Linked DNA regions of Homo sapiens: region 1 is linked to region 2. Evidence: chromatin loops called from intact Hi-C (ENCODE). Cell type or tissue: CD4-positive, alpha-beta T cell. All regions are shown on one strand.

What was found. A loop is a pair of places that touch in the nucleus more often than their neighbours do. Peaks named below come from ENCODE experiments on the same cell type or tissue, not always from the same donor. Only the 100,000 strongest peaks of a DNase experiment are listed, where the experiment ranks them.
Region 1: a loop joins it to region 2, with 3.0 times the contacts of the local background. A loop is called at or near these places in 8 of 110 quality-filtered maps.

What each region holds. Positions count from the first base shown.
Region 1 is chr9:111,824,603-111,832,602 of GRCh38, reverse strand. No RefSeq gene overlaps it. Among named protein-coding and RNA genes, the nearest start is that of SHOC1, 34 kb to the right of the region's middle. In CD4-positive, alpha-beta T cell, CTCF peaks have their summits at 3,970 and 4,197 (motif pointing left); a DNase peak (open chromatin) is centred at 4,222.
Region 2 is chr9:111,972,390-111,980,389 of GRCh38, reverse strand. No RefSeq gene overlaps it. Among named protein-coding and RNA genes, the nearest start is that of MIR4668, 44 kb to the right of the region's middle. RefSeq lists a silencer at 5,807-6,037. In CD4-positive, alpha-beta T cell, no CTCF peak of the experiment used is centred here; a DNase peak (open chromatin) is centred at 4,489.

The sequences.
Region 1 (8,000 bases), 150 kb after region 2:
CATTCAAGTTCTAGGTACTGGCTCCTCTCTACCGACCCTATTCTATTGTAATTAACTGCACCATTCTTGGCTTTGTTCTAAGATATGAGTACTTATCATGTGGAGAAGAGATCATCAACATTATTAATAATTATTATTTATGAGAACTTATTACGTACCAGACACTTTATATATATTGAGTCTTTTAATCTTCACAACAGATTTATCAGGTTGACCTCATTTTTTTTAGATGAGGAAACTGGAGTTAACTAGTTTACTCAAGGTCACAAAGCTAGTAAACAGCTGAGCCACTCTAAATATGGACTTAACCAATATATATTATACCCACTCTCCTGTTTTATACAGATAGAGACAGTATATGGTTGTTGCAGCTTGTACATTTCACTAAAAGAGACAGATGGGACAGCATAGTTGGGCTTCAAATCACAAATGAATGGTGGGAGAAAAATCAATTTATCAGAGAGCCTCAGGTTGAAACTTCAGGGAACTTCTCAATGCCATTTGAGCAGACCCATTGGATGCTAAGCTCTTCCAAGCACACACATAGGACAATTATATATAATGTAACTGGAGGCACCCAGCACTTCAAAGGGAAAAACATATTTTTGTCATTCTAGTAAGACCTCCCTTCAAATGAAACTCACAATGAAAAAATGTCAGGGGTGAGATTTTTCAAGCCACAAACAGCCAAGTGCATATCTATTTCATGCCTGAGCTTGTGTCATTAGCCAGTCAATCCACTCCTCTAGGGTGCAAACTTATAATAGTTTCTACTGACATGGGTGGGTGTACACTGGATGAGGGAACAACAGAGGTGGGGAGTGGAGTGGGGGAAAGGAAGTTAACGTGGATCAGCCAGGTCCTGTTTGGTGTGGATTTTATATAGAATCTAATTTCCTCCTCACAGCAACTCCATGACATAAGCATTATTATCTCTACAGATTAGGAAACTGGGAATCAGTCACCTAACTAATAAAGGGTGGAACCGGGACTTCAAAACACCTCATGTTTTACCGTAGCATCCTGCATACCCACGTAAAGGTGGGAGGCATGGCAACTTCCACATGGGCTTAAGGAACAAAAGGAGAAGCTCCAGGTGAAGTAAGAACAGTCATATTTAGTATGCCAAGGCTAATTATATCCTCGATCCTCTTGGCATGAACTGCATAGGGAAAGAGGAACAGGGCTCTTGTGCCTTGGTAGCTCAGCCATGAGCTCTCCCAACCACACTTTCCTTCTTATCCTAGATGCAGGGTCCAGGGGGCTACAAGCAGGGCTTGCTGCCAACTTGATTTTGCGCTTCCAGCCTCTGGCAGCCAAAAGATATAACCATGACTTCCCAGAACAAGAAAGTCCCAATCCTCTTAGCTTACCGATCAAGACAGTGGAGCCCAGAGAGATCTACAGACTTATTCAAGAGCAGGTACAGAGTTAGGATCACAACCACAAGTGGGACCTGGCTCTTTTTTCCAGGCAGGTTTTTTAGGAGACAATGAGGCTGGTCTTGGGAAATCAGCATTTCTATGCCTCATCTCCTAAATTCCTAGAGTTGAAGTCTAGTTGGCTCTTTCCGGGGAATGCTCTAGAAGCTTCCCATATGAAAATGTTAGGATGAAGCACACACATTGACATTTAGGAGATATGTTTATTTGGGAAATAAAAATCAATACGACTGGCCTGGTGTGGTGGCTCATGCCTGTAATCCCAGCACTTTGGGAGGCTGAGGTGGGCGGATCACCTGAGGTCAGGAGTTTGAGACTAGCCTGACCAACATGGTGAAACTCTGTCTCTACTAAAAATACAAAAAATTAGCCAGCGTGTTGGCGCGTGCCTGTAATCCCAGCTACTTGGGAGGCTGAGGCAGGAGAATCGCTTGAACCCAGGAGGTGGAGGTTGCAGTGACCAAAGGTCGCACCACTGCACTCCAGCCTGGGCAACAAAAGTGAAACTCTGTCTCAAAAATAAAAAAAAAAATCAATAAGACTAATGTAAAGAGTGATTGGGTAGAAAACAGAAGAACCATCGTGAAGTCTGGATCACAAGTTAGAAATGTGTCAGGACTTTCAAATGCATATCCAGAAAAATCCTGGCCCCAGGGTGTTTCAAAGTAGGGAACCTGATGTGGATGGTGATGTCCACTCTGTACCTTGCCCTGTAAAACTTGGGTCTCTCTGCAGTGGGTTTCCACTCTGATTTGTAAACTTCCTGACCTTCCCATCAGAGAATTACAATCAGAGAACACAGGTCTGCTTCCTAGAACAAACAGTACCTCTGTGGAAATAAGAAAAAGGTGCCCTGTGCTCTGGGTCCTTAGCCTCATAGCTCAGCGAGCAGAGCAGGTGCTAGGTTTCTGCCCTGACTTACCTTCTCCAGGCATCTCTTTGCATGGCCGAACTTGCACAACCACACGAGGCATCAACCCTTTCTATTCCTCCTTCCAAGAACTCAGAGGAAGCAGTGGAATCTTTCCATCTGTCACACTTATGATTGCCCACAGAATCCCACCAACCAAATCAGGTATGGCTACAGGAGAGGGAGTTACTCAAGCAGATGCAACTCTTATGAGAATTGCTCAGTTTTTTGTTTTTTTTTTTGAAACAGAGTCGCACTCTGTCGCCCAGGCTAGAGTGCAGTGGTGCGATCTCGGTTTACTGCAACCTCCACCTCTTGTGTTCAAGAGATTCTCCTGCTTCAGCCTCCCAAGCAGCTGGGATTACAGGCATGTGCCACCATGCCCAGCTAATTTTTTGTATTTTTAGTAGAGGTGGAGTTTCACCATGTTGGCCAGGCTGGTCTTGAACTCCTGGCCTCAAGTGATCTGCCCACCTCGGCCTCCCAAAGTGCTGGGATTGCAGGCGTGAGCCATCGCGCTTAGCCGAATTGCTCAGTTTCAAATGGAGTTTGTTCCACTTGTTTCTAGGATAGAGTCTGAAAAAACCCCACCTCATCTCCTGATGTTAGCATCTTTCAGACTTTCCTAAATTTAAAGTTGGCATAGGATTCTTGACACCTTCTTATTGGAAGAGCGTCTGGCACACATAGCTCAAAGGATGTCTGGTGAGTGAAGGGAAGATAAGGAGAAGAAGGGAGGAAGACAGGGAGGGAGGGAAGGAGGGAGGGAGCAGCAGGGATGGTGAATCCTCTGTGACAAAGATCAAGTCTATGCGATGAGGTATATGGAACTTCAGCGTCTGCCTTGGGCCAGGCAGCATTCAGACAGCTGATGTGTGATTAATTGGGCTAAGTGGTATGTCTATGTAGCAATGATTTTCATATGTCTCTCCCCACAATCCCTGTCTGCAGGTCTGCAATTGTCAGACAATGCTTTAGTGGACGTGCTTGGCACCTGAGAGATACGAACACATCATTTAATAATATGCTTTCCGTGCATGATGCTTGACTAGTGAGCATTTATAATTCACTGAAAGGTAGGTTCTTCCCAAATACATGTGTTATTCTCAACCACAGCATCCGACAATGAGTGGAGAAAATTCCTAGAGTCAGGGTTACCAAATCCGGTGATGAAGGACAGAATGATCTGCTGAGAGAGTAGAGAGAAGAAACTCTCGAGAGCAAGTGGAGCCATGTCAAGAACAGGGCCAGCCTTCAGGGAAGTTGGCAGTGGCATTACCGACATGCCATTCTGGGGCAATCAGGGTGTTCACTCTTCACAAAGCTTCAGTGCTTTGGGTTGTGGGGTGATGCAATGGGTTGCTGTTTATCATTGGCACTCTCATAATTATTATCTGCAATAACACCGCCAACGTCATTAAAAATTTGTTGGGTTTCTTCCCTGTAAAATTGTCAACAGGATCTTTGGGCTTAGGCTCCAAAAGGCTGGCTCTTCTTAAAAATCCTTGCAGAGAGAGCCTTAAAAGCTTAATAACATATCAATTCAGCATTTAAAGATTAAAGTAGGTATGTTTTAATAGACCTTTTGAATAAAAAAAATAAAATTCATGCCTCAAATTTGAAAGGTACCAAAGTGTGTACTGAGATAAGTAAGTCCTCCTTTTACCCTGTCACCTAGACTTCCAACTTCCTTCCAAAAGGTATTCACTCCTTATGGAAAATTGTATCTGAAAGGAAGAGAAGGGTTCTAGCTGAATAATCAGAACCTCAGTCAAAATCTTTGCAAGGCTACCCATCCTTTTCTGGCCAGGCTTCTTTATATTCAGGAAGAAATACTAATAATTGTTGATTGCTGCCCCCAGCAGGAAAGCAGAAATTCAGATATGCCATTCAAGGCACGAAGGACTACAATACCAATGACCTCAGTGTTAGTGGATGTGAGAATTTATGGTTGTTAATCGACAATGGTAGAACCAAAATTCCGGTGTCAAAGCTAATGCCAAGAAAAGTCACAGAAACCCCACGGAGATACAGCTCCTCTCAAGACACACACACTCAGTGGCTCTGGTTTACATCCCCAGTAATTTGTTCAGGCTGCATGGTTTTTTTGTTTTTGTTTTTGATTTTTCTTTTTAAATAAATCTTTTGACACAGGATCTGGCTCTGTCACCTAGGCTGGAGTGCAGTGGTGAGATCTTGCTCACTGTAACCTCTGCCTCCCGGGCTCAAACCATCCTCTCACCTCAGACTTCCAAGTAGCTGGAGCTACAGGCATGCAACGCCATGCCCGGCTAATTTTTTGTATTTTTAGTAGAGCCAGGGTTTTGCCATTTTGCCCAGGCTGGTCTTGAACTCTTGAAGTCAAGCAATCCTCCTGCCTCGGCCTCCCAAAGTGTTGGGATTACAGGCATGAGCCACAGTGCTCGGGCTTAAACTTCCAATTTCTCATTCCATCAACTTTTGACGGGGCCTCTTGACTCCTACTCTATATAAGAATATTAACTCTTGTACACTATATTAATTCTTGTACTTTCTTCCTCCTTCCATGTGCCATTAATCTCTAATGTCCACATACTTTTATTTTTACTTTGTCAAGTTGATAACATATTCATTCTGCCTGCCAAGACATCCTTGGTTTTTCCCTGAGATGACTCTAAAAGTTGCAAACCAAACAACATTTCCATTAGTATGACCATGTAAATATTGTCCAATGCTGGGCCAGGTAGCATATTAGGACTACATTTTCTTCTTCAATGTCATTATGCCTAGACTATATAAAAGAAATTGTTCCTAACATCAAGGTCAGATGGCATCTATTTTCTTACACTATCAGCCAATTAAAATTATGCCACATTTTAGTTTGTTTGCCTTAAATAATATTTGTCTTATATTAATATTGCTACCCCAGCTTTTGCAGGGGTAACAGTTAAAGTACCTGTCTCTTTTCATCCTTTTATTTCTAACTTTTCTCGGTGTTTTTTGTTGTTTTTTTGAGACAGAGTTTTGCTCTGTCGCCCAGGCTACAGTGCAGTAGCACGATCTCGGCTCACTGCAACCTCTGCCTCCCGGGTTCAAGCAATTCTCCTGCCTCAGCCTCCCGAGTAGTTGGGATTACAGGCGCCTGCCACCATGCCCAGATAATTTTTGTATTTTTAGTAGAGACAGGGTTTCGCCATGTCGACCAGGCTGGTCTTGAACTCCTGACCTCAGGTGATCTGCCCACCGCGGCCTCCAAAAGTGCTGGGATTACAGGCATGAACCACCACACCTGGCCTGGGTAGTTTTGTTTTAGATGTGTATCCCAGACATACAGAGCTAGAATTTTTACAAACTCAATTTGGTAATTTTGTTTTTATATAGGGGAATTTAATTCGTTTATATATTTTGTGATTGATATATTTTAACCTAATTCTACCACCTAATTTGTGTTTTCTGTTTACTATAATTTTTCTTTTCTTCTTTTTTTCCTACTTGATAAAATTTCTGGTATTTCTCTTTTTTTCCCTTAATTAAGTAATTATTGTAGTTTTTTATTTTTTTTTTTCCGAGATGTTGTCTCCCTCTGTTGCCAGGCTGGAGTGCAGTGGCACCATCTCGGCTCACTGCAACCTCCGCCTCCTGGGTTCAAGTGATCTTCCTGCCTCAGCCTTCCAAGTAGCTGGGACTACAGGTGGGTGCCACTACGCACAGCTAATTTTTTTGTGTTTTTAGTAGAGATGGGGTTTTACCATGTTGGCCAGGATGGTCTCGATCTCTCGACCTTGTGATCTGCCTGCCTTGGCCTCCCAAAGTGCTGGGATTATAGGCGTGAGCCACTGTGCCTGGCTGATATTTCTATTTTTAAATTAAACTTGTATATACATCATGAGTTATACATATTTCTTATTAGTTTATAATAATTCAGTATTTGTATTATGCTCTTAACCGAAACACAGGTCTTAGGATGCTTAACAACCCATTAAATACTAGCTCTGTCTTCTTACTGTAATTTAGAGGTATAGCTTTAATTCTATTTTTTCTTTTCTTTCTTTTCTCCCCCTAAAATTACTGGGCTTCGATCTATGTGAAAAGACACAGAAATTAGTATTTTTAAAACAGGAAATAAACTTACTGACATTTTATTTATTGTTTCTTGTATTCCATGTCTTCTTTCTGTGTTCTTTTTTTTTTCTTGCTAAAGGACATCTTTAATGGATCTTCTTTTTATTTTTTTATTTTATTTTATTTTTTTTTTTTTTTTGAGACAGGGTATTGCTTTGTTACCCAGGTTAGAGTGCAGGAGCACAATCACTGCTCATTGCAACTTCTGCCTCCCAGGCACAAGCAATCATCAGCCTCTCAAATAGCTGGGACTACAGGCCTATGCCACCACACCCAGCTAATGTTCTAATTTTTTGTTGAGATGGGGTTTTACCATGTTGCCCAAGCTGGTCTTGAACTCCTGGACTCAAGCAGTCCTCCCACCTCAGCCTCCCAAAGTGCTGTGATTACAGGCATGAGCCACCATGCCTGGCCTCTTAATGAAGCTCTATGGATGGTGAGTTCTTTTGTTTTTTTGCATATCTGGACATATTTTCCCCCCACCCCCATTAATGAATCATAGTATGTCCGGGTAAAAAAAATTCTGTGCACGTGGTTATTTCTCATCACTATCATTACTGTTTTCTGACGTCCACTATTGCTGATATTCAATTTGCTGTTGATCTGTCATTACTCTGCAGATAATCATTCATTTGTCTCTGGGAGATTTTAAGATTATGTCTTAAATCTTTAAGATTTAATCTTTAAGACAGAATCTTAAAATCTCCTTAAAGCTTTGCAGTTTTATTATTATGTAGCTTGGTATTTTTATTTATCCTGCTTGGCACTGAAAATGCACATCTAATTTGTTCACTAAGTTCAGTTCCCAGTGCCTGGCACAAAACAGACACCTGATGAATATTTCATAAATAAATTAGTGTTTCTTCCGTTTTTTAGAAATCCTTAGCAATCTCCACTTCAAATGTTGCTTCTCTAAACAACTTCCATTCTCTTTCTCTGGAACTTTTATTAGATAATTGTTGGAGCCTCAAAATCTATTCTCTGTCTTTTAATGCTCTATCATGTTTAATCTCATGATCTCTCTGCATGGCATACTGAGAGTTCCCCAGTGTTGTCTTCAATTCCTAATTTTCAACTATGTCCAGTTTAGAGTGTATCCTTAACTATAACACTTTTTTATTCCAATGATAATATAATTTTTAATAACTTCATTGAAATGTAATTTATGTTTTGTTTTTTTTTTTTTTGAGACAGAGTTTCACTCTTGTTGCCCCAGCTGGAGGGCAATGGCGTGATCTCGGCTCACCACAATCTCTGCCTCCCGGGTTCAAGCGATTCTCCTGTTTCAGCCTCCCAAGTAGCTGGGATTACAGGCGTATGCGCCACCACGCCCAGCTAATTTTGTATTTTTAGTAGAGACGGGGTTTCTCCATGTTGGTCAGGCTGGTCTCGAACTCCCGATCTCAGGTGATCCACCCACCTCGGCCTCCCAAAGTGCTGGGATTACAGGCATGAGCCACCGTGCCCGGCCAAGATTTAATTTATATGCCATAAAATTCACCCATTTAAAGTGTTTAATTTGAATATTTTTAGTAAACTTATAGAGT
Region 2 (8,000 bases):
ACTCAGAAAATATTGATTGAGCATTTGTGTAGTGGCAGGACACACCAGCAAACAAAACAGATAGGATCTCTGCCCTAATGGAACTTGCATTTGAGTGGGTGGAAGACAGTCAGTAAACCAAATAGTATTAATAAGCCAAATGACAAGATATCTTAGAAGGGGATAGCTAAATGCTATATAGGAGGAAAGGCTGGTGTGATGGAGCAGTAGTACGAGGCTGGGTTCTAGTTTTTATTTTTATTTTATTTATTTATTTTTAGAGACAGGGTCTCACTGTGTCACCCAGGCTGGAGGGCAGTGGCACGATCAGGGCTCATTGCAGTCTCAAACTCCTGGGCTAAAGCCACCGCGCCCAACTATTTTTATGTATGTATGTATTTATTATTATTATCATTATTATTATTATTATTTGTAGAGACTGGGTCCAACTATGTTGCCCAGGCTGGTCTTGAATTCCTGGCCTCAAGCAATCCTCCCGCCTTGGCCTTCCAAAGTGCTGGGATTGTAGGTATGAGCCACCGTCCTTGGCTAAGTTCAAGGCAGGATTTATAGAGATGACAGCATTTCAACAAAAGCTGGAAGGTGAGCAAGTGAGCCATGTGGCTGCCTGAGGGACAGCAGTCTGAGAATGGGAGACAAGCAAGGTGGAAGTATGCCCTGTGTGTTCAAGGAATGGCAAGGAGGCCAGAGTGGCTGAGCAGAGTGAGCGAGTGACAGGTCATGGGGAATGGATCACATAGTAACCAGGAGGTTTTTCTGGCTTATGGTCTGAGAGCAAGGGACAGCACTGGAGAGATTTCTTTTTTTATTTTTTTGAGACAGAGTCTTGCTCTGTCACCCAGGCTGGAGTGCAGTGGTGCAACTTGGCTCACTGCAACCTCCACCTCCCGGGTTCAAGTGATTCTCCTGCCTCAGCCTCCTGAGTAGCTGGGATTACAGGTGCCTGCCACCATGCCTAGCTAATTTTTGTATTTTTAGTAGAGACGGAGTTTCACCATATTGGCCAGGCCGGTCTCAAACTCCTGAGCTCAAGTGATACACCCACCTCGGCCTCCCAAAGTGCTGGGATTACAGGCGTGAGCCACCACACCCAGCCAGCACTGAAGAGAGTTAAGCTGAGGGGAGAGGTGCGCTGACTTACAATTGAAAACCTTTAAACAGGCGGGGCTCAGGAGGCTGAGGAAGGACAATCGCTTGAACCCAGGAGGCGGAGGTTGCAGTGAGCCGAGATCATGCCATTACACTGCAGCCTGGACAATAAGAGTGAAACTCTGTCTAAAAATAATAAAAATAAAATAAAATAAAATAAAATAAAATAAAATAAAATAAAACATTTAAACAGTTGTTGTGTTGCAGAAGGACTGCTGGGGGCCAAGGATGCAGGCCAGGACACTGACCAGGAGGCCACTGCAGTCATTCGAGAGGGAGTTGATGAGGCTTGCACCTGCCTGGCAACAGGAGAGGTGGCGGAAAGAAACAGGATTCTGGATGAGTTTAGCCTTCCCTCGTTTACTAGCTATGTGACCTTGAAGATGTCTCTTAACCTCTCTAAACCTCAGATTACTCACTTTAAAACTGTGGTGATTGAATCTCTCTCAGGGGATTATTGAGAGGATTAAATGAGATAATACATGTAAAGCCCTGAGCACCATCTCTAATAGGTGCTTCACTCATTCCCTTCATTTGCGCAAGTAATATTTTTTGAGCACATACTATGTGTTGAACACTGGAGAGATATCAGCAGAGACATAAACAAGTAACAGAATATTATTATAGTTGTAAGTGCTCTGAAACCACAAAGCATTAGTAGAATAGGGAGGACCTGTACAGGGGTAGGGAGGGTGGGGAGTGGGGAATTTTAGATAGTGAAGTCAGATAAGAGAAGGCTTTCCTGAGAGGATAATGTTAGAACAGAAACCTAAACAATGAGGAGCCAAGTATGTAGGGAACTGAGAGGAATATTCCAGAGAGGACAGCAAGGATAAAGGCCCTAAAATGAGAATGAGTTTCGTCAGAGCTGAGATGGGACTGGCTCTCAAGGTGGAGCTGGAGCAAAGTTAGATTGTGTCTTTATTTAAAATTTTGGGCCAGGCGTGGTGGCTCACACCTGTAATCCCAACACTCGGGGAGGCTGAGGTGGTTGGATCACCTGAGGTCAGGAGTTCAAGACCAGCCTGGCCAACATGGCGAAACCCCATCTCTACTAAAAATACAAAAATTAGCTGGGCGTGGTGGTGCACACCTGTAATCCCAGCTACTTGAGAGGCTGAGGCAGGAGAATTGCTCCAACCCAGGAGGCAGAGGTTGCAGTGAGCCAAGATTGTGCCACTGCACTCCAGCCTGGGCGACAGAGTAAGACTCCGTCTCAAAAAAAAAAAAAAAAAAAGATATTTTATTCACCATGGATTTTTATTGCATTAATTTTGAATTTTAGAAATGTTCTTTATGATGATTACTGAGGTTTTTGGCACCTTTCGAATTTTGCACCCAAGGGAGGCATCACTTGCCTCCCCCTAGTCCTGGCTTTGTGGGCAGAAAGAAGCTGAATAAAATGACAGCTGCTATTGATGTTGGAGTTATAGAAAGTCAGGGGTTAGGGAGACTCTCTACAGAAGTTGAGATGGGCTGGTGGGCAAGGCCTGTGATTCCGTGATTCCATGCTTTGAGCATGAAGTCAGGGTTACCGTAAAAAATAATCTAATGAGAAATATCTATCTCTCAGTATTCAATTTTTTTTTTTTTTTAGAAAAATCAAGAGCCCAGTTTACACTCAGAGCTTTTTGTCATGACCCAGACCCCCTGAGCTTTCAAGTCCACCAGCTTTCCCTTCACCTTGTTCTCTGAGGCCACATGAGTTAAGGGCACACATTAGAGTCTCCTCCAAATTACTCCAGGTAGAGGAAGAATTCTGGGGCTATGAGGTCTATTCCTAGCCTGTGCTAATGTCACTGTTCTTCCCCAGTCCTCAGGTGATCTTTTTTTTTTTTTTTTTTGAGAGGGAGTCTCGCCATGTCACCCAGGCTGGAGTGTAGTGGCACAGTCTCAGCTCACTGCAACCTCTGCCTTCCGGGTTCAAGCAATTCTCCTGCCTCAGCCTCCCACTTAGGGGGCATTACAGGCACACACCGCCATGCCTGGCTAATTTTCTTTTTTTGGTATTTTTAGTAGAAATGGGGTCTCGCCATGTTGGCCAGGCTGGTCTCGAGCTCCTGACCTCAGCTGATCCACCTGCCTTGGCCTCCCAAACTGCTGGGATTACAGATGTGAGCCACCGTGACTGGCCCGTGACCTCTCTATTCTATGCAGTTCTTTTGACAATAAGACAATGCGTGTAAACTGCAAAGCTTTAACAAAGTTCCATTTTCCGGCTCTTGCAAAGCTTCAGACCTCTCTGATACCATTGGAAGAAAACCCTTCTACCCCCTGTTCTATTACCCACCCTCCAGGACCAGCCTGGTATGTCACAAAATTTGGGTCCCCACAAGTAGCTTTGCTTTATCAGGTGTACAGAGTCTTCTGTTAGAAATCTAGACCACATCTTGTTTCGCCATTTGCAGCTTGCCTCGTTTATTTTCTCTTCGTGGGGATGGGAGAGAAATAGCTTTCTCCCTTCCTCATTTGCAGGGAATTTCAAGGCTCCTAGCAGCTTTCTCACAAATAGGCTGTAGTGACCTGCTGGGATATCTTACCCTCCTTCTCTCCATTCCTTCCTTCCTCCCTCCCTCACTTCCTTCCTTTCTCCTTTCCTCTCTCATTCAACAGATACTTTTTTGAGTATCTGTGTACATACCATTGAGGACACAGGATGAACAAGACAGACACAACCCCTTTCATGTTGAGCTCACAATCTGGTCAGGCAGACACACGAAGCAGTCACTATATAGTTGCTATGATGGGGGAGGTAGAGGGTGCTGTAAATGTGCGTAGATGGGAGGAAAGAAAATCTAGAGCCTTCTGCTCCTTTATAAAATACAGGAATGAGGTTCAGAGAAGAAAAGAGTAGTGTCGGCCGGGCACAGTGGCTCATGCCTGTAATCCCAGCACTTTGGGAGGCCTAGGTGGGTGGAGATCACTTGAGGTCGGGAGTTCGAGACCAGCCTGGCCAACATGGTGCAACCCTGTCTCTACTCAAAATACAAAAATTAGCCAGGTGTGGTGGCGTGTGCCTGTAATCCCAGCTACTTGGGAGGCTGAGGCACAAGAATCGCTTGAACCCGAGAGATGGAGGTTGCAGTTAGCCTAGATAACGACCCCGCACTCCAGCCTGGGTGACAGAGTGAGATTCTGTCTCATTAAAAAAAAAAAAAAAAAAAAAAGAGTAGTGTCCTCAGTCACAGGCTCCAGGGCTTCTTGTTTCTATCGCTTTTGCTTCCTAATAAGGGCCTCACTTTGGGGCTCAGAAGATCTCTAACAGTGAGGGGACTCCAGGTGTGTGACATAAAAGCAGAGGGAATTGCTAACAAGTGCTCAGCAGATGGCAGTCTGACAAAGTGCACGTGGCTGACGCCAAAGGCCAGGGCAGCTTCTGCCCTTCCCACACAGCCAGCTGGGCCAGCCTGGGCTCACTCTTACCCCAGTGCCCTGGGACGTTCACTCTCTAGGAGAGAGGGTCCTCAACCTGTCCTGGACCACAGTGAGACTTCTTACTTTTTCCTTCCATGCTTCCTGCGCTAACTCTACTTTTATGTGTAATGCTTAGTCTGCATAGTGTGTGGTTTCCTAGCATTTGCTCGAATTCCACATGGAGCCCAGTGGTCTGTGATAGGCACTGTAAACAAGGATATTCTTGTCCATATTGAGCAGACAGGTTCTGCCTTTAAACTCCTTAATCAAACCACTGCATGTGCAACTTGCCCTTGTCCTTGAAGGGTAGCCTTCATACATATCTATAAAGACAAGATGTTCTGGGGATTTTCTTTGTTTTTGTTTTTTTGGTCTTATTCTGTTGCCCAGGCTGGAGTACAGTGGCTCAATCATAGCTCACTGCAGCCTTGAACTCCTGGCCACAAGCGGTCCTCCTGCCTCAGCCTCCCAAGGAGCTAGGACTACAGGTGCATGCCACCACACTGGGCTAATTTTTAAATTTTTTTTTTTTTTTTTTTTGTAGAGAGAGGGTCTCAGTATGTTGTCTAGACTGGTCTTGAGTTCTTGGGCTCAAGTGGTCCTCCTACCTCAGCCTACCAAAGTACTGGGATTACAGGCATGAGCCACCGTCCCTGGCCCCTACCTGAGATGTTCTGTATATTTCTACCTCAATAACTTATATTTCCATAGGCCCTTTACAGATTGGCACCAGGCAGGCACTATGGACACATAAATGAATGAATCTAGAAACCGATCCCCCCTCCCCGACCAGGCTAATTTTTACCGCTCTAATCTCAAACAACTCCCCTCCCCCCCAAAAAGTTGTTAATCTGGGTTTCAGCATGAGATCAGGAATTTAGGTCTAGAAGAAGGCACCAACTAGGAAAAGATGAAGGGCTGTCTTCTATGGCTCCCAGAAGATGGACATGTCTGCCAAGGTCAGAAAGAGGCCAAAAAAAAGGTACTCTCCACAGGCAAGGTTATTTAACATTTCCCAGAATCCTTCTGACCTAGAATAATCTTTTTCCTTCCTGAAATTGTTGAGTCCTAGGTGAAAGCTGAGAGCAGGTGGCTGGCTGCTTAGAAACCAAGAAGAAGATCTGGAAATATAGGCAGAACTTTTTGACCTTAGAAAGACTTTTTGTTTCCTCGTGATCTCAGGCTACATGCGGTGGCTTGGTGACTTTTTGGCACTGCTCTTAGCTGACTCAGTCTTGCATTTCTAGCAGCACACAAGTCCAGCAAGTAAGCAGGATCTCTTGCTTTGCTGGGTTTGGAGAACCTCCCAAAGAGACATACAGATCAGAGTTCAGCCACACTGTGCTCACTCTTCTCTCGCTTCCACCAGGAAAACATAAAATGTCCACTCTTTTATGACAGCTTAAGCAATTAACATTCCTTACGGAAAATCTAAATGCAAATTGCACCTGCCACCTCCGGTCCCCTAAGGGGATGAATGCGGGAATATCGAATCTCTTAACAAACAACTTGCGTGAAGAGTTTTGTTCCTAAGAAATCAACATTTAGTGTATCATTTTGGTAAAATAATAGCCCGTAAAGCAGTGGTTGTTAATGCTGACTGCACATTAGAATTATCTAGGAGGCTTTGAAAAATGCTGACATGTCAGCCCCACTCCAGAGTTTATGACTTAATTGGTCAGGGCCCCCGTCAACCCGATCCCCGGCATCAGTAGTTTCAGAGCTTCTCCAGGTGAGATTACTGTGTGGCAAGGCATATAGAATTTACTTTTGTGCCAGGCACTCCTAAAGCACTGTATACATATTAATTGTTTAATCTTCACCACAATCCTGTGAAAAAGCTATTGTGATTAAACACATTTTACAGATTACAAAAGCCTTAATCATATCTAATTTGCTTGGCTTAAAAAAGGACCATTGGAAGAACTGGCAGAGGCTTTGAAACTGAGTTTCTGTCTCTTCCCACCAGTTTCTGGAAGGTGAATTGAACAATATGGAGAGACATTTCCTCAAAGATATGAAGGAAGCCAGCTCCTTGGAAAGACAAACACAGATTTAGTGACATTTTAGATAACTGCAAGGTGTTAGCTGAGATCACCCTGCTCACTAGATTTAGTATAATTTAAAGTCCCCTTGGCCGGGCGCAGTGGCTCACGCCTGTAATCCCAACACTTTGGGAGGCCGAGGCAGGTGGTTCACTCGAGGTCAGGAGTTAGAGACCAGCCTGGCCAACATGGTGAAACCCCATCTCTACTAAAAATACAAAAGGATTAGCCAGGTGTGGTGGTGCACGCCTGTAATTCCAGCTACCCGGGAGGCTGAGGCAGGAGAATTGCTTGAACCCAGGAGGCGGAGGTTGCAGTGAGCCGAGATCATGCCGCTGCACTCCAGCCTGGGTGACAGAGTGAGACTCTGCCTCAAAAAAATAAAGAAATAAAAAATAAAGTCCCCATTCTATAACTTGCAGAAATCAATGCTCTCCAAATTTTTGCAAATGTCTGGGGGACTTAACTTCTCACAGTTGCTTCTGCTCTAAGATTGTGTTTCTGCTAGTAAGTTTAGATCATGACCCATCGCACAACAGTCCATGGACCTAGATACAGAACACAGCTACTTCCCCATTCTCCTCAACGGCCCCCACCTGCCCCAGCCAACATGGCCTTCATTTGAGGAGATGATGCTGAAAACTTGGAGAGATGAAGGAATTTACATCCATACAATACAAGCCCTAAGAATTCAGCTTAAATATTAGATTCCTTTTTTTTTTTTTTTTTTTTTTTTGAGAGGGAGTCTCACTCTGTTGCGCAGGCTGGAGTGCAGTGGCGCGATCTCGGCTCACTGCAACCTCCGCCTCCCGGGTTCAAGCGATTCTCCTGCCTCAGCCTCCTGAGTAGCTGGGATTACAGGCTCGCACCACCACACCCAGGTGATTTTTGTATTTTTAGTAGAGATGGGGTTTCACCTGTTAGCCAGGATGATCTCGATTTCCTGACCTCGTGATCTGCCCACCTCGGCCTCCCAAAGTGCTGGGATTACAGGCATGAGCCACTGTGCCCAGCCTAGATTCCTCTTAAAAGTTCTTTTAGCTGTTTCATCATTGGGAATTTTACTGTATCACTGCTCTCTACCTTTTCTCTCTTCCTGTCTCATTTCTGTTTTCTCTCTTTCTACACTTCACAACCAGGCTTTACAACTTGAGAATCAACCTTATATGTCTAGAAGAATTATGAAAGTATTTTTTGGTAGAACCAAGAATGCTCCTTCCCAAAGATAAACTTTAGGGCCACCTGTTGAGATAATATTTACATAAGACTTTCCCCCCTTTCTTACATTAAAATAAAGATTTGATAACTTCGGACAAATTTGTAACTCACCATGGGTTCCTGGGCCCTGCTAGGCAGCCTAACCTTGAAGGAAGAGAGGTAGTCTCAGTTTTC